3 separate regions of the Homo sapiens genome follow, and all the other regions are linked to region 2. The links are chromatin loops, found by intact Hi-C in ENCODE. Cell type or tissue: endothelial cell of umbilical vein. All regions are shown on one strand.

Region 1 (8,000 bases), 280 kb before region 2:
AATGAAACCCAGTTTGGACTCCCAAAATGCACTTTGGGTCAATGAGTCATAATAGCAAATATTCATATCAGGCTTGCTAAGTGACGGCACTGTTTTATGCTTTACACATACTAACTTAGTGGTTCTCAAAGTGTGATCTCTAGACCAGCAGCATCAGCAGCACCTGAGAACTTGTTAGAAATGCAAATTTTTGAGCCTTAGCCTAGAATCACTGAATCAGAAACCCTGGGGGTAGAACTCCATAACCAGTGTCTTAACAAACCCTAAAGTGATTCTCATGTACCCTGGGAGTTTCTGCTTCGATAAGTCTGGGGTACGGCTCGAGATTTTGCATTTCTAACAAGTTCTCAGATGATAGTGATGCTGCTGGTCTGGGGACCATGCTTGGAGAATCATTGGTATAGATCCGGAAACTGGGTTACAAGATTAAGTTGTCTAAGGTCACACAGTTATAACGGAAGAGCTGATGCAAACACAAGCAACCTGGGTCCAGCGTCTGGGTTCTTTCCTACTACACTAAATAGATGTCCTTTCTCATGAAGAATGGGAAGTGGCAGATAGGCTGTGAATGTGGTTGAGTGAAGGTTTTACTGTGTTCAGTGACCAAAGACATAGCAAACTGCATTCTACAAGAAAAAGTATTGTCTTGTTTCTCAAATCAATCAAAGACCATGGTAATAAGACTATAGGTTCCTCCTCATGAAGGTAAGTTGTGTTTCCTATGTTCTCTAGCTCCAGGCTGCTTCCCAGCTCTAAGCAAGTATTTTGCAAAAGTGTACTTTGCTCACAACATCACATCCATAAGTTTGGCTGATTTCAGACAAATCCATCCTTGAAATGAAAAATAATTTGATACTATAACACTTTGGAAGAGTGCTAAGTAAGCATCGTATTTTCTGATATGAACTATGACCATTCATGAGCATCATAAGGGTGAAGTTGAAATCAAATATGGACCGCTGGCATTGATGGGATGGACGAGGTCTTGTGTCCTGTGTGCTCAGCTGGGTCTCTGATGTCGGTTTTGGAAAACAGGCAGTGTCTGACTTCAGCTAGGTCTAGGCACCACTCTGAGGCTCGCTACCGTTACCCTGTGTATCCAACAGGACTGTGGGTAGGAACCAGTCATGACAGTTAATGACGGTAAAACGTCAGTGAGCTCTTAGAGACAGGAGCAAGAAACTGAAACGTAAAAATGATTCTTGTTATGGTGGTTGGAGAGAAAGGGCTGAGGTTGAGGGACAGAATAGAGGAAGGGAGCAGAGAGGAGGCAGGGTCAGTGGCTCCACTCCAGTCAGACTATAAACAGCAACAGACATTTCAGCCGTGTCTTGTGTAAGAGGCTCCATTGATTCACAAGGTTCCCTAACAGAAGGATGACGAGAAGCTGAGACAGAAAGGGCCCATTCATTCATGCAGAACACCAGCACTCAGCCCCATTGGCTCTCGCTAATGGCTCCAGGCTGATAGGGAGGAGGGGGAAGAGGCGGACGGTAGGAGGAGGTAGAAATGAAAGAAAATGATGACTACAAGATTGTTGTGAAGAAATGTACAGCTGCACAGGCAATTGCATGCAAATGTGGCTTCCCTTTTTAGCTGTATAGCTAATGTCCTCAGATTCATCTATTTTTCTCTTTCATGTTATCTTCCCCTCCTGTTCTTGCCTTGTCTTTTTCTGGGCTCCCCACTTTTTTTCCCTTTCCCATTCATCTTTCATCTTCCTTTCCCATTATTCCCTACCATGCTACTAATATCCACCTTTATTTTCTGTCCATTTTCACACATCTCTTCTTTCTTCCACCATACCCGCTTTATCATCTATTTTGTCCAATCGATTCCCGACAGACCTTGGCGCTTTAGTATTCTCTCCCACTCACCTGATAAGTCTTTCCCTCATTCATACTTTCTCTCTGCTTGATTCTCTCTTCCCCTTCCCTCCACACTCCCGCCACCCTCCTCCTCCTCCTCCTCAGCCTCTGCCCCTTCGTGAATAGGAACAACATTCTGAAAAGGCTTGCTCATTCCTTGATGGCCCCTCCTGTCAGTGTTCTCTGCACTGACAGATGTGTAGTCCTTGGAAAAGAAGTTCATTCATCCCTTCTGAGAGCATGAACGTGAAGGGGGAGCAGTGGTGGGCAGTAGCCATGAGACGGAGGACGGGAAGGAAACTGAAGTTATAAATAGGATAAAAGAAGATGAAAAAAATGTCGAGTATTTTTTCTCTTTCTTTATATTCAACACATCTCCAAGGAAATGTACCACAGCTGGAGAAATCACTGGTTGGTCTATGTCTTCATCTCCCTTCCCTATAACCCCACAATCCCCGTCCAAACAACACCCATCGCTGAGGAGAGCTGGACCACAGCCCAGAAATAATCCCTCCAACTCCTTCGTCTGGGAAGCTCAAAAGTTAAAGGAGGGGCTAGAAAGGCTCAGGGTTCTTGCCAAACATTTCCATCAGAGGGAGTATAGGACAGTGGGAACTACAACCATCACATTTGTGAAGAGATTGCCCCCAACTGGTAGAGGCCACACCCCGATGGAAGCTGTGTACCATCTCTGAGCTGCAGTTGATGGCAACCCAGGTCATTCTAGGAATGGTTATTATATGCCCCAATCTTCTCAACCTACCAAAAGCTGGGGTGACCCCAGCTTCCTTCTTGCAACTATAAACTATGAGAAGAAGATGATATTACCCTGCTATAAGTCCTTGCATTTTAAAGCTGTTCTTCATATGCTTCCCAGACACTGTCTCATAGGCCATGAAATAAAAACATCTTTACCTTTGAGAAACTTGACAAAGAGCAGCATGAAAAATCATCTCCACTTGGGAGTTTATGTACTTCAGTTTAAGGAAAAGGAAGGCCATGTCTCTTTGCTATGAAGAAGAGACATTCTGATCTTCAGGCTATGAGCAAATGGAGAAGGCCTCAGATGTTAATAAGATGTAACTTGTAGCAAGCAGAGACCATCGAGAGCTGCAAGTGTTAAAGCAAGGCAGCTTTAATCTCAGTTGCATTGGGAGATATAAGACTTAAGCCTTGTGGCATTAATAGGATTCAAGAATTATACAAATATAAATACAGCCATTTTGACCTTTTGCTTATACAAACAAAACCTATTTTGTTTAGAATTTTAAAGGATCACTTTTCTCATGTCCTCAAATTTTTAGTCCTTAAGTCTGACGTGTGAGCAGGTACAAAATCCTCCTGGCTCCCTTGTGAAATGGATAGGTAGCTGAGACATTTGTATTTATGCTTAGAAGAACTGAGATACCAAGCAGAAAGTGACAGCATAAATATTATTATGTCTACAATCCAGGACAGTGCCAAAGAATACCTCAAAGATCAATGGCTATTGAGTCAAGGGAACATGGGACACAGGAATCTATTTCATTCTGCCCTGGAGAGAAACCAGGCAAATGGAAAGCTACTCCCCATGCCTCCTCACCCACCATACACACAGCCCATGGAGTGCCACAGCATCTTGCCCTGCGTCTGTTTATTCCTGATGAGCAATAAAGCATGGGCAACAAAGCAAACATTTATTTTACTTCTCCACTGTTATTTAAGTAATTGACCAAAGAATGTTGTGGGGTAAAATAACACTGAACCAAAAAGTAGCCTTCAAGTTAGTGACTCCCCCTGCCATGCCCTGCCCAGGTCTTTCCCCAGAATTACATTTTCCCAACATGTAAGAGTAATGACATTTTTATGCTAAGAATTCATCCTGGGAGAAAACACAGATTTTGACTAGCTATTTGGTATTCAAATATGTTATCATAACATGGTCTCATGTGAAAGTGAACTTAATATCTGAATTGATCATTTCAAAATTCCCAAATTCAAATTTAATGGTTTTTGTTTAAAAACAAAACAAAACAAACAAAAAAAAAACACTAGCTGGTAAACCAAGAACTAGTGGAATTTGTGAGAAACAGAGTGTCTCCTGAAAACAGCATGGAGATGAGGACTTCAGATTCCTGAGGTCCCTGGGAATGCAGATCCATTGATTTGAGAGTTCTCTGGAGGAGACTCCCACTCACCAGAGGGCAGCACTGCCACCAGCAAGTGGAAGGAGAGAAGGGAGAGAGAGACAGAGGAAAAAGAATTGGGATCCAGGTGGGCATGGACAGAGAGGCCAGGAACAATGGAAACAGATGATCATCGAAAGAAAGCATGTTCTCTAAGAAGGCCGAGCAATTCACACACCTCTGTTTATCCAGCTCAGACTCTGTGACTGCAAAACTTCTAGGCTCTCTGACAACAGCCAAAACGGGTGTCAGGAAATGCAGGATAGGCAAAACTATTTGCAAGGTGAAGACCTAAAGCAACCTTTCTTGGGCCCATTCCTAGAGTTTAGACTTCCTGTCGGGGAATAAAGTAACCCAAAATTTATGGAGAAGGCCCGGGACTTTCCATTCAAGAACAATAGCATCTGTACCCGCATAAGCCATGGCAGCTGTTATTTGAAAGAATGCAGCCCTCATCACATTTCCATTGTCCTTCAACTCTATCCTCATTCCCAGCTTTTGTTTATGTTCCTACCTGAGACACAGTGTTCAAGACCAGTAGGAACTTCCTGAGTTGCCATCTCATCCCAAAAGGGGTAGCAAGGTCTTTGCTGGTGATAATTGGACTGGAAACCACAGTTCATTCGAGGATCTTCATAAGTGTTGCTAGGTCCTTGCCTCTGTGCAAGAAAAAATAGAAGAAAATATATTAGGAGGAAAATCTCTGTTGTTTAGCCCTAAAGAACTATGACTTCATATTATCCAATCACATGTAAGTAAGAATCATCTATAGATGATGACAGAACAGAGCCAACTCTTGTTTTCTTCCCTTATCCCCCCACATAAAGACGCAGGGAACGAGAAGAATTTCTGACTCAGACTATGTATGAATTTATCTTCCTCCATTTCTTCAAGTGTTTAAGGACTACCTTTTCTGGCCTTCAAATAAGAACCCATGGTTAACAGCAGGGCCGAATGCTGACCATCTTGAATTTATACACTCCTGGCTTATTTTTAATGGTACCTTACTCTGTAAAAACGTCATGAAAGGATATTCTTACAAGGCTTACTCCACAATCATACAACAAGTAAATGATACATGCCAAAGGAAAAAAAAATGGACCTATGTAATAAAATTCACCTCATTTTTTGGTTAATCAGTGTGTATAGGCTTTAAATACATTGGTTGCTAGGCAGAAATTGTCCATTTGCCCCAATTTTCGAAGACTTGTGCCACACTCTTAGTAATTTTATGAACTCCATAAAATATACAATCCCAATCTACATAGTACTCTCTAAGGAAGACAGATGTGCTGTGTGGAAGGTCATGTTTTGCTGTGTTTAAAACCCTAGGCTTTGAAGCCAGGTATACATAATTCAAATCCCAGCTCTATCACTTACCAACATGGAGCCTGGGCCTGTTCCTTAATCCAAACCTTAGTTCATGCAATTGTAAAATGAAAATAATAGAAACTGGAAACATGTACATATAGCTCTAGCTACTCGGGAGGCTAAGGCAAGAGGATCACTTGAGCCCAAGAGTTTGAGGCTCAGTCAGGGCAACATAGCAAGACCCAACCTCTAAAAATAAAGTGAAAGTAATAATACTTACTTCATGAAGTAGGACGATTGAATGAAATAATGTATGAGAAAATTGTATATAAAGCAAATTAAAATATAAAATTGCATTTAATAAAACTATATATTGTATGAAATGCATGTGATAAGTATGTGAGGCCTGGTCTTCAATATAAGTTAGGCATTATTTTAATTTAAGAGATCCTTAACATTCCTGGAAATGGCCACATAGGTTAAAAACTAAGACACAAAAGGAAAAGTAGCAAATTCACAGAAAGAAGATTTCCTGAGACCAGGATTCTAATCGACACTGGCCCATCCTCAACTTTCTTTTTTTCTTTTTTATTATTACTCTCTTGGGTCCCTGCACCTTCATAAAAACCCCAACTAAGGAAACCAAACTCTGCTAGAATTTAATATGGTTAAATCTATTGACATTAAGGTCTCAATAAAGGTAGCTCATAAGATGGTATTCTCACCCCTGAAGACTAGCTTGCAACTCCCAGAAAGATTCTCCAACTGGAGAACTTACGTCTTCTCTTCTTCTGAGCATACAAGAATTCAGTACTACTATGTTAGATTCAGTTGCCCACTATCTGCTCCCTTTCCCAATTTGCAATGGCCCATTCACTTAAGATCAGTAAAAATAACAGAAGAGAATATATTGACACAGAGAAAAATGACAATGAACCCAAAAGGCAGAAGAAGGTTCCATGCACATGATATTGGACCTGGTGTTCTATAATATTCATAAAATCATTCAAATTAGAGCTGGATGAAGTTTACTTTGGGGCTGTTTATCTTCCAACTGCATTAAAGGTACTGAGGATGTAAGTGGGACTCAGTGGAAATGTCACCAGTTGTGTTGCATCGAAGGCTAACATCCTTAGCCTGCTGTTGCCAGGGGCCTTGATGAGCACTGTGAAAATGTACAATGGCAGATTTGCCACCTATATGTGTGTGGGGCCAAGAGACAGGGGAACCATCAGCAAGAATACACTACTGAGCATCAGTCAGAAAATGTTTCCTGGCCGGGCGCGGTGGCTCACGCCTGTCATCCCAGCACTTCGGGAGGCCGAGGAGGGTGAATCACCTGAGGTCAGGAGTTCGAGACCAGCCTGGACAACATGGTGAAACCCTGTCTCTACTAAAAATACAAAAATTAGCCAGGCGTGGTGGTGGGCGCCTGTAATCCCAGCTACTAGGGAGACTGAGGCAGGAGAATCGCTTGAACCTGGGAGGTGGAGTTTGCAGTGAGCCGAGATCGAGACCGTGCCACTGCACTCCAGCCTGGGTGACAGAGCAATATCCATCCCAAAAAAAAAAAAAAAAAAAAAAAAAAAAAAAAAAAGAGAGAGAGAGAGAAAAGAAAAGAAAATGTTTCCTTACTTTTGGCTTCAAACCATTTTGCTGGAATGTTATTTAATGCTATATGCTCCTGAAGCAGCTACATTAAATACTTCTTTTGGATTCCCAACAATAAGCAGGTCTTTAACAAAACTTTGAAACTGAATCAGTTCAAAACACACTTCCTAGTCTTATAAATCAAGCCTTGTGCTCTCAATATCATCCTCATCTTTTTCATATTCCTTTAGAGCCTTTTTTCAAAATTTAATGTCAAGTATCAGAGTTGTAGGAATAGGGTCTTGAGTGAGAAAATTTTGATTCTAAATGCTGTGAAGAATTCTAAGTTACCCACATCTGTCTTCTTTTGGGACAGCATGCATGGTTTGCCAAAAACAAAAGATCCTCGTAAAGTGGTAGTAGGTAGTTGGTTCTTTTAAGTAGGTAGACAGGTAGTTTGTTACAGGCCCTGCTAGGGTGGTGGGAACCTAAGAACCTGAATTCGGATTTAAAAGTTTGGGTTTTGTCTGCTAAAGAAAAGCCACTTGAAGGCAAGGTGACATTGGCAAAGAGGGGATGAAGAAAAGTGACCTGGGAACAATGTGCAGAGGACAGAGAAGGTAGATAATCGGTAAGTAGGTAGGGCACAAAATAATGTGGGTCCACACCTGGGTGATAACAGGGTAGCCATATTGTAGGTCAACTCACAGGCTTTGAGTAACAACCATGCACAGAATCAGCTTGATTTTATGTGGTTGGTTTTTTTCCTGGAGTCTCTTCTGCCCACAGCTGGGCTCTTGGTCAACACGTTTTTTATTTTATAAATGAAACCCTCTGTATATTTTTAAGGCATAGTTCCTCTGTAACTGTCCTCCGTGGAGCCACTGGATCCTATTTTTAAGAATGAGAAGGCAATAATGTACAAAAACTACCATTAACCACGAGAATCTTTACCAGGGGATGCTCCTGAGAAGCCTTTCATGGTTTTGTTATCTAGACACCTGCCTGTTTATTAGACATTTCATGAACTGACTTAATAACTATTTCATAGAGTATGAAAATGATA
Region 2 (8,000 bases):
ATGATAGTGAGTGAGTTCTCACGAGATCTGATGGTTTTACAAGGAGCTTTTCCCCCTTGGCTTGGCAGTTCTCCTTGTGCCACCCTGTGAAGAAGAATATGTTTGCTTCCCCTTCTGCCATGATTGTAAGTTTCCTGAGGCCTCCCCAGCCATGCTGAACTGTGAGTCAACTAAACCTCTTTCCTTTATAAATTACTCCGTCTTGGGTATGTCTTTATTAGCATCATGAGAACAGACTAATACAGTAGGCCCTGAGTGATCACATTTGCCGATTCCCAAGACATAAGCTTTCCGCCACCACTGGTGTCAGGGTGCCAGCATGACACTGAATCCAGAGCTAGGAAAAGATGCACCCATCAGCTCTTTACAGGAATGGTCCCACCCCCTAGGGGCCACAAAACTGAAGTGACAGCTCCTTGGGGACAGAGCCAGGAGAGGATTCTGGATCCAGGGGCCTTCCCCACCACACTGCACTGCTTCCTAGTTAGTCACTGCCCTCTTGCTTAGCAGAAATCATGACCAAGTAGCTCAGGGATGGCCCTGGTCAAAGGCAGGGCCAGAATGAAATCAGGAAGCTGAACAAGAAACAAAAGCACAGTCGGTCTTTCCTTCCTCTTCACTTTGCAACAGAGGCCTCAAGAGTGTGGGTGACCAGGTAGAAGGAGAGAGCCTTACTGCCCACGCTTGTGTTCTCCGAGGGGAAAGTGGAAAAGGCAAGAGAATGATTCTGGGAAGTGGACATAGAGTATTGGCAAAACTCAGAGGCCACAGAGACAGCATTCTTGCCAGCTGGCCTGAGCCGATTCCACCCAGGGCCTTGGAGGTGCGGTGGCAGTGCTGTAATGGGCGTGGAGAAATGGGTGTGGAAAGCAGGGTCAACTTGAGAGAAATGGGGCAAAGAGAAGACTGTGCTTTACTTTTTTGTGTTTCATTCAGAGCCTACCATAAGAAAACCCCAGAAATTGAGTTCACATGAAAACTAGTTAAAAAACAAAAGCTAAGATCCTGCGGAGCTTGGAGGTTCGGAGGTGGCTGCTATTTGGAAACTCCCCTTGCATGGAGTCAGGTGGCTCATTGTTCAGGCTGCCGTCTGTTCTTCCTCACCTGCAGCTCCAGTTCGTGGAGTTGTAGGATGATAGGATTCATTTTAGAGATGAGAGAACCAGAGACCCAGAAAGGTAACATCTTCTTCCCAGATTGCACTGCTATTTACTGGAATTCAAATTTACCAGATCTAATCCAGGCCCAGAATTCCATCTAGCTCCACTACAATGTCCTCACAATTACCTTTTGTCAAAAATTATGATAAAAGAAATGTATTGTCATGATAGAAAATCTGTAAAATTCAGAATATTAGAAATATTAGAAGTATTAGAAACCCCGGGTCTAGTGGAAGTGATTCACAGCATGATCCGGTCAGCTTCGGGTGGGAGCATAGTGGTCATACTGGTCATCTGAGTTGTGGGTTTCTCATTTGTCCTAGCAGAGGATATCTGTTGGGCCTAGCAGTGGATACAGTCACCTGAGAGCACGTGTTATGAAAACAGAATCCCCGGGCCCCTCTGCCGACCTCTGGAGTCAGGATTTTCTGGTGCCCTGGGGGTTTTCAAAGACCTGGACATCAGTCTCTGTTATTTGATGACTAGTATGCTCCCACCCAAAGCTGATCAGATCATGCTGTGAGTCACTTCCACTAGACCCGGGGTTCTCAGGGGTCAGCATTCTCAGAGTCACCAGGAGAGCTTAGGAAAATTCCTGTGACAATCCCAATGCCCAGATTGTCCCCCTACAGCCAATAAGGCAGACTCAAAGGTTGAGGAATGGCAAGCAGCAGTAGTTTCTGAGGCTCTCGGATGATGCCAATGTGTGTCCGAGATTGAAGGCCACTGGCCTAGAATATTCTCCACCCAAGTCTGCATGACTAGGTCCTTCTTCCTATGGCTTGGCCCTCGGTGGCTCCTCCTCAGGGAGGCCTCCCCTCACCACTTGGTCTGAGGAAACACCCTCCCTGTGAGTTGTTCTCCACGTCATCACCCTTGTGTATTTTCTTGTATCGCTATTTGAATTTTATTTTATCTTTTTTTTTTTTGACATAGAGTCTGGCTCTGTCACCCAGGCTGGAGTGCAGTGGTGTGATCACAGCTCACTGCAGCTTCCACCTCCTAGACTCAGGTGATTCTCCCACCCCAGCCTCTTGAGTAGCTGGTACTGCAAGTGTGCACCACCATGCCTGGCTAATTTTTGTACTCTTTGTAGAGACGGGGTTTCACCATGTTGCCCAGGCTGGTCTCAAACTTTTGGGGTCCAAATGATCCGCCCACCTCAGTCTCTCAAGGTAGGACTACAGGTGTGTGCTACCATGCCAGACTATTTTTTCCATTTTTTTTTTTTTGTAGAGATGGAGTCTCGCTATGTTGCCAGGCTGGTCTCAAACTCCTGGGCTCAAGTGATCCTCCTACCTGGGCCTCCCAAAGTGCTTGGATTATAGGCATGAGCCAGCGCGCCCAGCCTGTTTGAAATTATTTTAAATGTATGCATGCATTGCTTATTTTCTGTCTCCCTCCTCTAGGAAGTCAGTCCATGAAGGTGGGCCCTGGACTGTCTTTGTTGTTCTATCCCAGGGGCCTCAGCAGGCCCCAGTGCCACAGGCTCTCAAAACACATTTGATGAGTGAATGATAGAGTGAGTGAATAAGTGAAAGAATGCATTTATGTTTACTTCTGAGTCTTTTTGGGTACACGTATATGCACATATATATGCAACAAAATTCTACATTTTAAAAAACATTTCACACTTAAAACCTTTTTTAGCTAAAAAAATGTTTATAATTTCTGGTACACACTTCTTTCATTTGATGTTTTGAGGACATTGTCTAAAATCATTCCTTATTTTTAAGATGTGGTGTATGGAGTGTTGTGCTCTCACATCCTGAACCTTGGACACATTTCCTCTTCCTGGACTCCCCTCCACCCATCATTTGACTAACTCTTCCTTTTGCTTCACATTTCACTTCCATGTCTTTTTCTCAGAGAAGCTCTCTCTCCTCGGTGCCTCACACTAGGTAAGGATGCCTTGTGCCAATTCTCCCCTCTGACATTGGTGTGCCCTGTCAGCTGCCCCAAGAATATGAGCTCCATGGAGCTCCTAGTGTATTTTATTTTCTAAATGTGTCTGTAGGACATTGTTCAGTGCCCAAATATTTGTTTAAAATAGCAGGCTGGGCGCGGTGGCTCACGCCTGTAATCCCAGCACTTTGGGAGACCGAGGCGGATGGATCACGAGGTCAGGAGTTTGAGACCAGCCTGACCAACATGGTGAAACACCATCTCTACTAAAAATGCAAAAAATTAGCCAAGAGTGTTGGCGCATGCCTGTAATCCCAGCTACTCAGGAGGCTGAGGCAGGAGAATCACTTGAACCCGGGAGGTGGAGGTTGCAGTGAGCTGAGATCGCGTCACTGCTCTCCAGCCTGGGCGACAGGAGGGAGATTCCATCTCAAAAAAAAAAAAAATAGCGTAGCATTTCACACTGCATTAACTGATTTCCCTGTCATAGTACACTTAGGCTTTTCACCCCTACACATAATCCTGCAACAAACATGCGTTTATGTGAATTCATCTATTAGGTGTCTGTGGTAAAAATAATCCCTTAACAAGGAATATGACTTTGTGGTTAATTCTGTGTCATGTGTTCTACTAATTGATCTTCTCAACAGCCACATGGGGTTGGTTTCATTATCATCAGCTTACGAATGAGAAACCCACAACTCAGAGAGGGTAAGCGAGTTACCAAATTCATATGAAAGCAACTGAAAAAGAATTTGGACTCAGGCCTCCGGGAGACAGGAGCTGGCCTGTTCCTGGGAAAGCCCATGAATTTTGACCCAGACTAACCTGTGCTTTCAAAAGTGCCTGTTCTGCTATCTACAGTTGTTACTGGGATTAAATGAGTAGATACTTATAAAGCACTTAAAATAATGTCTGCTCATAATAAACCCTGTATAAATGTTGAATATATAGATACATAGCAGCTCTGCCCTGACTAGCCGTGTATGGACCATGAGCATGCATCTTAACCTCTCTGGGCCTCAGACTTCTCATCTGTAAAATGGGAGTCATGGTATTATGTCAGCTTTATTGTCAGGAAAATGTAAAGCACATGGAATCTCATAGACTCTAACACATGGTAACAACTTCCTCTTCGAGCCAGTCTAATCTCTCTAGAATGATAAACTTCTATATTTAAATCACAATTTAAATTTTTTTATGTCTTTCACGGTCATTTTATCACCCCAGCAATGACTAGAAGGCCCAATATTTTATATATCTCTGTTAAATATTCTAAGCATTATTAAGAGCTTTCTGGGTATAGCCAAGCCCTCTTAACCGTCAGAGGCAGACTACTTTTCAACCAGGTCAGTTTCACTTTTGCGATCTGGAAGTATATGGCGCCACCTGCTGGCCAAAGCACACCTCGCCAACAAAGTGCAGGTTAGTTCAGGATTGCCCATTCTAGTAGGATCCCCCCTCGACCCCTACCCTCCCCTGTCTTCACTTCCACCCAGGGGGAAATCTGAAGCACAGGATGGGTCAGCAATCGACTCTTTCTGAAGCTGGGTAAGACACATTATTCCTCTTGAACAGGCCCCCCTGCAGAAACTTAGGGACCCTAAGTTTCTCCACTTATGAAATAACAGGGTAGGGTCAGGCTTTGCCTAGGTCCCTCTCACCGCTAAGCTTCTAGGATTCTGTGAGTTCACCTCGGAGGCAGGCACAGGGAGGAAGGTGAGCTACTGTGTCTCAGGTTAAAATCAAGCCTGGAAATGGAAAGCAAGGCCAGGAATGTAGGCTGGGAAACGATGAGGCCCAGGACAGAGGAAACGAGGGCACAGCATGGGACCCCCGCTCATCAGCCAGACCCACCCTGCCTTGGCCTTGCCCATCATCGGCAGAATAATCATCATCACTCAAACTACCGCTTATTGGGAGCCTATATCAGACACAGTGCTAGGTTCTTTACATAGTGTTTTGTTAAATATTATTTCATACTATATCTGTACACTATCCCTTTAAGGTAGGTATTATTGTTGTTCACAACTGGAAAAAAGACTCAGAAAGGCTAAGAATTTGTTCAAGCTAAACACAGCCAATAAGTGGGAAATCTGGGATTTGACCCAAATCTGTCTGTCTTCAAAGCCCCTGAACCTTGCACCTTATTTCTTGCCTTCATCCCTCCTCCTTCCTTGCCTACTTTTTTCTTTTATGCTTCATCAGGCTGTGTTTTTCCGAGGCTATCACAGGTTCAGGTTGCATCTGGCCATTGATGTGGGGAACTGAGATAACCATAGGGATAATTGTGGTCTCTACTTGCCATTTTTAGTTCAACTAAAAACAACTTTGCTGGTGGCCTCAACAGCCCACTCATTAGTGATTGCTTACTTTCACTTTGTTGGTGTAGATGAAGGTGCCTCCGTGTCTTCCCTTCCAGTGAGGGCTTCCCAGCTTCCTCAGATGCTAAGTGCAACTGTAGATACACGTGGCCTCTGTGTTCCCAAAAGAAGCAGTGCAAGGGTGCAGGGCTTTATCCATTCCCAGACTCACCTGCCTTTCTGATCCTGGCTACCACCTTCCAGGTGCATTTTCCTTCAGGAACAGTGACTGCCAGGCACAAAGTTTGTGGGTGGCTCCAGGAAAGGGGAGAGGCACAGGAAAGAACGCTGGGCTAACTAGCAGGCAGGCACCCTGGCTTCTGACCCCTGCTTCCCCACTTCACAGCTACATGACCTGGGCAAGTCATAGGGTCTCTGAGACTCAGTTTCCCATCCTGAAAAATGGAAATGACGACACTTTCTCTGCCTCCCTCAAAAGTTAGTTTCTGCCTCTAATTCTCTAATCTGTCCCTCATGCCAACACAAGAGATATAGTCCCAAAATACTTGTTTAATCATCCCATGCCCCCTCAAAGACTCTGGTGGTTTGACTGATCAAGCCAGGACTCAAACTCAAGTCGGCTTGGCACCAAACTTCTGCCTCTTTGGACCATTCCTTCCACGTGGCCATGCTGTGGCCATGTAAAACTGCACGGCACTTCCCAGAGCCCCCAGACACATTCACGCTCCTGTGGCTCCGTCCGTCTGGAACATGTGCCCACCTGGTCACACCTCTCTACCCTTCGCCTTTCCCTCTGTCAAGTCGTAACCACACTTCGAACCTAGATCAACTGCCTTCTCCTCCTAGAAGCCTTCCCCTGCCTCCTTCAAGCACTTTTTTCATACTTAGTTTGTAGCCTTTATTCATTTCATTAATTAACTTCATTTCCATTTTAATATACTTGCGCACAAAATTTTCCACACAATGGTGAGCTCCATGACCCTAACCCCAAAGGGTCAGAGGATTCTAATCAAAAAGGGGTTATCCAGAATGCTCTGGGAATTGAATCCCCCCTCTCCAGCCAAGCCCCCACCCCATGTACTGGAGTGGGATGTCTCTCTTGAGGATACTTCTGATTTTCTACCCAGCCAAAATTCCAGGGAGGTTTGATCCTCAAAGAGCTGTTGGTCCTGGGCAGACTCTCTCCCACTGGGAGCCCGGTTGAGAGCCCAGCTTATTCCCCAGCAGGGTAGGCAGAATCAGCCCTAGAGTCACCCTGCAAAGAGAGGGAAGCTTTCAGGAAGGCAAAACAGAAAAGGCCACCATCTCTCAGGCTCAAAACTGCACAGCAGGGGCCTCTGGAGCAAGATCCCAGCAACTACTGCAAGAGCACCCACGAAGGTGAGGGAGGGTGTCGCATAGATGTTGGTATTATCAGCACTTATCCCTACACAGTGATCTGCAGAACATTCTATTAGGTGAAGAAAACCCTGCAGAATGGTGTTTCTAGAGTGTTACCTTTTGTGTAAGAATGGAGCAGCATGTAAATACTAACATGTCACATATGCATTGCTTACATCTTTCACAAAGAAACCGCCACAGGATACAACATAATAAAGATGCTTACCCTTTATAGAACGGGAAGAAATAGAGTGGAGGGCACAGGAATGGAAGCATGTTTTCTAAACCCTGTTCTGTGGTTTTGAAATTATATAAATTCCTTGCATAATTCATAAAAGAAATGGCGAAATCAAAAAAGGAAAACAATAAACAGACTTTAACGATTGCAAATAAATGGAAACAAATGAACCTATGTCCAGTTGGTACCTAATCACACGGAGAAAAGAACTACTTCAAGTGACTTTATCACTGTGTTGATTGTACATTGTTATATAAAGAATATCTATAGGATGGATGATTTAAAAATGTTTAATCCCAAATACTTTTAAGACTGTAATCAATAGTCTTATTGTTAGCAGTGGAGTCAATATTGTTTTTGCTGAAACTATTATAAGCACATGGCATAAGACAATAAAAAGATTCTCCCCGACATCAGCAGTTTTCCAGTTTAACTCTCGTCCTCTGAACTGGCTGGAGCTCTGGGATCTTTTCTGCAGTAGGCAGGACCCTTGCTTCCTCTTTTTTGCCTCCCCAGTGCCTGGCTCACAGTAAACCCAAAATAAGCATCTCTTGAATTGAAGACAAACCCAAAGCACCAGGATTCTACTCAAATCCCCCCAACTCATAGCCTATCCCAGCTGGGACAGACCCCTGCAGGCACTGTTCTTGTCCCCCAGGCCTCCACTGGTCTCCATCAGGCCCTGCCCTGGGCTCTGCTTTCTTTGCCCTTGAAGCACCAGGCGCAGGGTTTGCTCTGGGACCAGTGTCCTCCCCTTCATTCCTCACCTTCAAACCCATTGCTCCCACCTCATGTTGCCATATGCACAGCCATTTACTTTCAACAGATGGATTTTTCACATCCATTATTTCATTGAATCCCCTCCTTAACTCTATTACAAAACTCCATTCTACAAATAAAGAAACTGGGGCTTAATGAAGTTAAGTCATTTTTCCAGGCCCCTTGACTAATGACTGGTCAATGACATAGGTCAGTCAAAAGCTCATTGGACAG
Region 3 (8,000 bases), 800 kb before region 2:
TGGAAACATTAAATAACATATTTTCAAGGGGAAGCATCCCAATTGCAGTAAGTTTTACATGAATTCAACTCTACATCTCCGGTGAGGTTTTTTTTGCACCATTTATATTATGTAGGCAGTGGAAATAATCCTGCCTAAATAATCAGCAGAGTATAATAGTAATAAAAGGAACTCTATGATCTACCTGCTTGGGCCCATGTCCACTGTCACATCGTGCCAGATTTTCCACCTGTAAAAGGAAGATAACAATAGTAACTACCATGGCATGTTTTGAAGATTGAATAATTTGATATATGTGAAGCTCTCAGAATAGAACCTGACACATAGTAAAGTTACTAAAATATCACTGCATGTTGGATAAAGATACAGCTTTTGTTTAAAGGTAAAGAATGAATTGTAAGGGCTTTTGACCATTGATATGGAGGTACCATCGGTATTCAGATGGCCAGGAAAGACAGGTAAAGTTATTTCACCAACCCATTGGAGGGCAAAACTAAAACATCAGCTGAGGCTCGCTGAGAATTGCTGACTTGAAACGAGATAGGAGAGCTCATACAAGTCTAAATTCCCAAACCCTGTAAAAAGTAATAACCTTTTCTGAGAACTTGGCATTTTCAGGGCTGCGTTTGCCTGTTTTGCATTGCTATAAAGGAATACCTTACACTGGGTAATTTATAAATAAAAGAGGTTTATTTGGCTCATGGTTCTGCAGGCTGCATAAGCGTGGCATCAGTATCTGCTCAGCTTCCGGGGAGTTCTCAGGAAGCTTCCAGTCAAGGCAGAAGGCAAAGGAGGAGCAGGCACATGACACAGTGAGAGCTGAAGCAGGAAAGAGGAAGAAAGAGGAAGGAGGGAGGCCCCAGACTCTTTTAAACAACCAGATCTCACATGAACCAACAGAGTGAGAACTCACATTGCTGCAAGGACAGCAGGAAGCCATCATGAGGGATCCGCCCCAGGACCCAGACACTAAAGAAAAGTGTCATCAGGCTCCACTTCCAAATCTGGGGATCACATTTCAACATGAGATTTGGAGGAGACAAACATCCAAACTATATCGGGATCATTTTAAATGTATATATACTTCCCTTATTCATGAACTGACTCTAGAATTTAATGCTCTTGTAAACAGTATTTCTTCTATAAAACAGTACTTGTCATGATAAATGTAAATAATTGATTTATTAATATTAAATAAATATAAAGCACTTAAAATGATGCCAAGCACATGGTCATTGCTATAAGAAATTTAGTAATGATTATTGTTATCCCCATTTTACAAATTGAAGCATATAGATGCTGAATAATACAATCCATCCCAGTTATCTGTCTTAAAACTCTGGGATCTTATCCACTTTGCTCCATTTCAAAAGATACAGTAAATAAAAGTAGAGCGCCTGGTTGAAGTTGGCTGATCACTGGCCCCTCAACTGCCCCCTGATTCTGCAACTCCTGAGTGAACTCTGTGGCCCAATAGTATTCTATGGAGCACAGTTTGAAAATCCATAGAGCTTGATGATCCTTCTAGTTCCAAAATCCTATGATCACCAGTAAGATCTGGGCAAATCCAGTCCTATCCCCTACCCAGGTGGCTATTGGCAAGATGGCTGCTCTGACATAGGTATTCAGGTAGCCACCTTAAAATAAAATTTCTTTCTGTAAGCTACACAGGTTTAATCTATATCCTTAGAACAGATAAAGATAGCAATTGGTATTCCAAGCTGTCATCCCATCTAGACCAGGATCCGCTCTTTAGCCGCAGAAGCCAAAGAAATGTGGCAAATGTTCCATCACCCTCATCTCTACTGGGTCTTCCCTGGAAATTTCTGAGAAAGAAAGATGTGGTTAAAGAGGCTCAGCTGTGTAGATATCAGGGGCAAAGAAGAAAATGATGCAGTTTATCAATGCTTGTTAGACTTGGCCCTTGGAAAAGTATAGAACCTCCCAGTAGTTGGGAAGAAGTCCTTGCCATCTGCTCCCTTACATAGTTCTTTTACATTTTTTTCCTGTCAGCCAAAAGTTCCTTGACTTTAGCTCTCCAAGAAGGACTTAACCCTGTACCCAAAAGCCACTGTAGGAATTACCACTCTATTTGCCCATCTGGCAGCCCCTGAACCAAATCTGTTGACAGCTGGGACTATTGACTCATTATTTTGTAACTTTTATCACTGACCAATGGACACATGATCCTGCCATGTTGATAAAGGGAATGGGACAGGAGATTTCTCTAGGGGGGGGGCCACAGGGGGACACTCCTGGTTTGTCCCTGTGGCAGCATCCTGATGTTTAGAAGAATTATAGAAAGTTAATTTAGGAGGACTGACATGCCATTTTAATGCAGGCAAACTAATCTGTAAAAAGTCACCCACCCACATGTTAAGTACCTGAACTCCTGGCTGGATCTGGGTCTGGAGTTACACAAGACCACGTGGCCACAAAGAAGGAGCCCAAAGCCAAGTGGCATGAAGCCAAGGGAGAGTGAAAGGGCATCTGGGGGAAGGATGGAAGCAACTGAGCTGTCCCATTAACAATGCTATCCACGGGGCCTGGAAAGAGAAGTAAAAAAATTAGAAGTACAAGGTGCAGGATGGAAATCTCCAAACAGGTCTTGGAACAAAGGGGAGGAGGCAAGTCCTGGAAGGAGACCCTGAGCTGCTTAAGGGAACCTCAGGGGCCTTCTATAGAGAGGCTGCACCTCGCCTGAGGAGGGTGGCAGCAGCAGTTCAAGGTCACTGAGCTGGCGGAGACATGATGGGCCCAACAGAAAGGGAGATGGCCTGAGGAGAGGGGTGATTTGCTCAGAGCCTTCTTTGCAATGCATTCCTCCTGGTTTTTATTTCAGCATGAAAGCTTCCAGGGAAGCTGGGATGAAAACGTGCAATGGGTTTGCTACACACAGCTATTTGTATCTGTTCTGAGCATCAGGGAGTGGATAAAGAAGAAAGAATGAATACAAAGGGGTACCAAGGAAGAAATGGGGCCAGGGTCAAGCTATAATTTTCTGGCCTGAGTAGAATATCTGTGGCCTGGGGGTTCCAGAAAATGATTCACAAAACTAACACACTTTGACCATGCAGGTTATTGTCAACTCTTATTTAAGGCAAAATGTGGTTTCTTTTCCTCTAATGGTTTCTATCTCTTGAATTTTTATTCTCTTTCAAATCTAGTTGATATTCTTGAGAGAAATATTCTTGATATAAAACTATTTAAAGCAGTTATAGAAGGAAAAGGTTGGGGAAAGGTTGTCCTTCCGAATTGGGACAGCCTCTTACAACCTGGGCCCTCTGCAGGACACAGTGGTGGAGCTGCGAGCTTCACCAGGTGCTGACTTGGTCCTCGCCCAGTGCTATGACTTGTCGGCTCGGTTTCAGTTAGGAATGCTCCCAATGAATGTTTCAAAGACCCTGACTACAGTGGCTTAAGCAAATGGAAAAAAACGCCTTTCTTCTATAATGTGCACTCCCAGGTGAATGGGTGGATGTTCACAGGCTCAACTACATCAGCACCCAAGTCTTTCAAGTCTCTCTGTTTTGTTTTCCCCATTTTATGCTTTGAGCCACATGCCCTTACTCCAGGAGAAAGAGGGCAAGAGAAAAGGGCAGCTCCTAATATCCGGATATTAAAGGCTTTCTTAGAACCCCACAGCAGGCATCTGCTTACATCTCACTGGCCAGACTATGCCACATGCCTGAAGAGGGCAGAGGAACTGCGTGTGACTTGAGCCACTCAATGAAGTCAGCCTCAGAGCACAATAAATACCTGGGGAGAGTCAGGAAGAGAAAGAGCAAAAAAGGGAATCAGGAGAGGGAGGAGAAGAGGAGGAAAGGAAGAGAGAGAGAGAGAGGAAGGAAGGAAGGAAGGAAGGAAGGAAGGAAGGCAGGCAGGAAGGCAGGCAGGCAGGCAGGCAGGCAGGCAGGCAGGAAGGGAAGGAGGGAGGGAAGGAGGGAGGGAGGGAGGGGGAGGAGAAGAAGGAGGAGGAGGAGGAGAAGGAAGGAAGGAATGAGTTCAGTGTTTGAGGGCAGGAAGCATCCAGCACGGGAGAAAGGGAGGGAGGAGAAAGAAAGGTGGTGTCGGGGCAGGAAAGAAGGGAAGGGAAGGAGTCTGGGCTTTAATTAAAAAGAAATGAATTGAAGTTTCAGACCTATTGTTAACTAACCGTGGGGACTTGAGAAAGTTAAAGTCTTTGAGCCACATTCTTTTTCATTTATAAAGTGGAGATACTTATATTTAATCCACAGGTATTTTATGCAGATTAAATATTTAGAGTATGTAAACAAACGTTGTAAACTGTCCTGTAGGGCTAAGCATTTTAACAAAAACATTGATCCAATATGAAAGCGTGATTGGTGACAGTCACTTGGCACTTCAGGTTAATTTCCAGGAGAAATTTCAGTGTGGTTTGGGCTTGAAAAACCTCTGCCCCAAGATGTGACATACAAGTGAAATATACACTATACCCCTCTATGATAATTTCAGGTATTGATTTTACACAGGCAGAACTGAATTGCAGACATCTTAATGAGGATCATGGTGCAGAAGGGGCACTAGATGGCAGCAAAGTTCTATGTTGGGATTTCCCAGGGGTGCTAATCAAAGTATAGCAACTAAGTACTTTATAAAATAGGAGGACGGACGTGGTGGCTCACGCCTGTATTCCCAGCACTTTGAGAGGCCGAGGCGGGCAGATTTCGAGGTCAGGAGTTCAAGACAAGCCTGGCCAACATAGTGAAACGCCGTCTCTCCTAAAAATACAAAAATTAGCTGGGCATGGCAGCATGCGCCTGTAGTTCCAGCTATTTGGGAGGCTGAGGCAGGAGAATCGCTTGAACCCGAGAGGTGGAGGTTGCAGTGAGCTGAGATCGCACCACTGCACTCCAGCCTGGGCAACAGAGCAAGACTCCGTCTCTAAAATAAGTAAATAAAAATAAAATAAAATAGGTATGCCGCATCTATGTTATGCTTATTTCTCTTTGCAGACATCTCACACTCTTGTGTTTGTCTTCTCTGGAGGTGAAAGTCAGCCATCTCAGTAGAAACTTATATTTGAGGCTTAATTAGGGAAAATTAGGAGCTTAGGCATAAAACCTTAGCCAGTTACTGATACGTGGCAGTTTCATTACCTGGAAAATGGGAATCATAACAGTATTAATATCTATGTCTTGGAGACTTGTGACATTTAAATAAAATCATGTCTGTAAAGAACTTTGCGCAGTTTTGGGGGTAAAGCAGACAGGATGTTGGTAATTTCTGCTCACCTTTCTCTTCTTTGGGTCCTTTTGTTAAGAGAACACTGATGAGGCTTCTCTTCTAGGGACCTGGGTGTTGCGCATGGGTGAGGAAGAGACACTGGATGGCTCAGTGTGATTATGGCCTAGAGAAAGTGTGGAGGAGGATCATGAGCTGGAAAGTGCTGGAAGATGAGAGGTCTAGGGCCCCAAGGTGAGAGGCCAGCACCTAAGGACAGACCGAGAGAGAGAACCATCCCCATTCACTCAGATGGCTGGGAAAATTGAAGAACAAGGGTATCTTATAATTAATTTTCAGTTGTTTATTGTACTATTATATCACACTCTTCCTATCTCTGAAACTTAAACAGAGGTGTCTTGCACACCCACCAGCATCGCTAGTGCTTTTCATCCCACACTGCATGGGGCACAGAGAGGTGACGGCCATACGCATCAACGAGGGAGAGTTAATAGTAGAGGCAGGCAGTAGAGCAGATGGACTTTTCCAGGGGTCTGCAGAAATTCCAGGACTTAATATGGGGCTCATATAATCTTTACCTAATATGTTGTGGTGCATTTAAAATACATTAAACAGGCCAGGCATGGTGGCTCACACCTGTAATCCCAGCACTTCGGGAGGCCAAGGTGGTTGGATCTCTTGGGGCCAGGAGTTCGAGACCAGCCTGGCCAACATGGTGAAACCCCATCTCTACTGAAAATACAAATATTAGCCAGGCGTGGTGGCTCACACCTGTAATCCCAGCACTTTGGGAGGCCAAGGTGGTTGGATCTCTTGGGGCCAGGAGTTCGAGACCAGCCTGGCCAACATGGTGAAACCCCATCTCTACTGAAAATACAAAAATTAGCCAGGTGTGGTGGCTCATACCTGTAATCCCAGCTACTCGAGAGGCTGAGGCAAGAGAATCACTTGAACCCAGGAGGCGGAGGTTGCAGTGAGCTGAGATCACGCCATTGCCCTCCAGCCTGGGCAACAGAGATAGGCTCTGTCTCAAAAAAATAATAAAAAAAATAAAAATAAGTAAACATATTTGGAAATGATTTCAAGCTTACTGAAAATTGAAGAATAAGATTAGTGCAGCTGTAATCCCAGCACTTTGGGACGCCAAGGCAGGCAGATCACCTGAGGTCAGGGCGGGGCTAGCCTGGCCAACATGGCAAAACCCTGTCTCTACTAAAAATACGAAAATTAGCCAGGCGAGGTGGAGCATGCCTGTAATTCCAGCTACTCAGGAGGCTGAGGCAGGAGAATCACTTTAACCCAGGAGGCGGAGGTTGCAGTGAGCCGAGATCACACCACTGCACTCAAGCCTAGGCGACAGAGTAAGACTGTGTCTCAAATAAATAAATAAATAAATAAATAAAATAGTGCAGAAAGACTTATATACCTTTTGCTCAGACTCCTGTCTTGTTAGAGTTGACCCATTTTGCTGTCATCTGCTCTATATGACTAAACACTTTCCATAGGTTTTTGCATTAAACATTTGAGAGCAAATTATATACATCCTGAATCTTTACTTTTAAATACTTATGCGTGCATTTCCTATGAATAGTAATATTCATTTAGCAGTAACAGTATATTTATCAACATTGGTAAATTTAACATTGATGCAGTAACTTTAGTCTGCCATCCACATTCCAAGTCTGACACGTGGCTCACTGATGTCCTGAATAACCCTTTTTCTTTTCTAGAAGAGAATCTGGGCTAGGCTCAGTTATTTATTTGCTATTTATATCCTTTTATCCTTATTTTTTCTAGAACACCTCTACATCGTTCTTTGTTTTTTAATGCCATTGAATAACAACTTGAATAATACTTTTTAAAAGGATTTGAATAATACTGCTCACCTTGTTTAAAAAAGTATAATGTTCCCCATTTTGAGTTTATCTGACACTTTCTTGTAAACATGTTCAGATTGTGCATTTTCACCCCACATACCTCATAGACGATATTGAGTACTTTTCAAAGTACCTGGAGACATATTAGATCAACTGTCCCTCACTGATGATATTAATTTTGATCACCTGCCTGAGGTGCTTGATTTCACCACTGTGGAATCACTGCTTTTTTCCCCTCTTGCAACAATAAGCAATCTGTAAGGAGATATTTAAAATCACGAGGATGTCTTGCTCTTCTTTAAAACATCCCCCAAATCTAGCACCCATTGTCTGTTCATTTCTGACCCAGTCTTTATCATAAAGTTTGCACATAATGGTTTTCTGTCCTCAGCTTTCCCTCCATATTTACTAGGCAGCACCCAGCATTCTACTGCAATCAAGAGTCCTCCTGCTACCCTTTATTTATCTATTTATTAGCTGTATGGACTTAGACATTCCTAGGTTTTCAAAGGTTTATCGTTAACTACTGAATTTAATAATTATGATGCTCAAAATGTCTCAGATTTGGCCAATGGGATTCCTTCTGGGCTGGCTCTTGTGTCTCTGCGACATGCCCCCATTATGTTTTTAAGCACTTCCTTAACTTCCGGCACAACACGATATTCCTGGCACATCTTGTTCCTACTTTCTCTGCCATCACCCCGAGGATTCTTGTTTCCTTTTCATACAGAGACAGATTTGAACACTAAGCACCCTCATTGCTCCTAGGCTGTCTCTCCTTCTCGGCCCTCTCAATGGACAGTGTTGGGAATAATTGCATATGCACCTGCACATGCAGGGACAGTGCTACAGAAGTGTCTACACACATACACGCCATGTGCATTCCTACACACACACTTCTGTATGCACACGGGAGCA

What was found. A loop is a pair of places that touch in the nucleus more often than their neighbours do. Peaks named below come from ENCODE experiments on the same cell type or tissue, not always from the same donor. Only the 100,000 strongest peaks of a DNase experiment are listed, where the experiment ranks them.
Region 1: it touches region 2 in a loop (10-fold over the local background); 12 of 110 quality-filtered maps call a loop at or near these places.
Region 3: it touches region 2 in a loop (8-fold over the local background); 47 of 110 quality-filtered maps call a loop at or near these places.

What each region holds. Positions count from the first base shown.
Region 1 is chr11:128,551,744-128,559,743 of GRCh38, forward strand. ETS1 (ETS proto-oncogene 1, transcription factor) reads right to left here. Exons shown (of 10, transcript NM_001143820.2): 3 at 4,548-4,692. Among named protein-coding and RNA genes, the nearest start is that of ETS1-AS1, 30 kb to the left of the region's middle. RefSeq lists enhancers at 689-758, 871-960, 1,171-1,430, 1,441-1,550 and a cis regulatory region at 1,162-1,662. In endothelial cell of umbilical vein, a CTCF peak has its summit at 4,041 (motif pointing right); a DNase peak (open chromatin) is centred at 4,048; H3K27me3 peaks cover 614 bases.
Region 2 is chr11:128,826,899-128,834,898 of GRCh38, forward strand. No RefSeq gene overlaps it. Among named protein-coding and RNA genes, the nearest start is that of KCNJ1, 36 kb to the right of the region's middle. In endothelial cell of umbilical vein, a CTCF peak has its summit at 4,469 (motif pointing left); DNase peaks (open chromatin) are centred at 1,693 and 4,413; H3K27ac peaks cover 3,481 bases.
Region 3 is chr11:128,027,183-128,035,182 of GRCh38, forward strand. No RefSeq gene overlaps it. Among named protein-coding and RNA genes, the nearest start is that of LINC02725, 65 kb to the right of the region's middle. In endothelial cell of umbilical vein, a CTCF peak has its summit at 4,546 (motif pointing right); a DNase peak (open chromatin) is centred at 4,559; H3K27ac peaks cover 158 bases.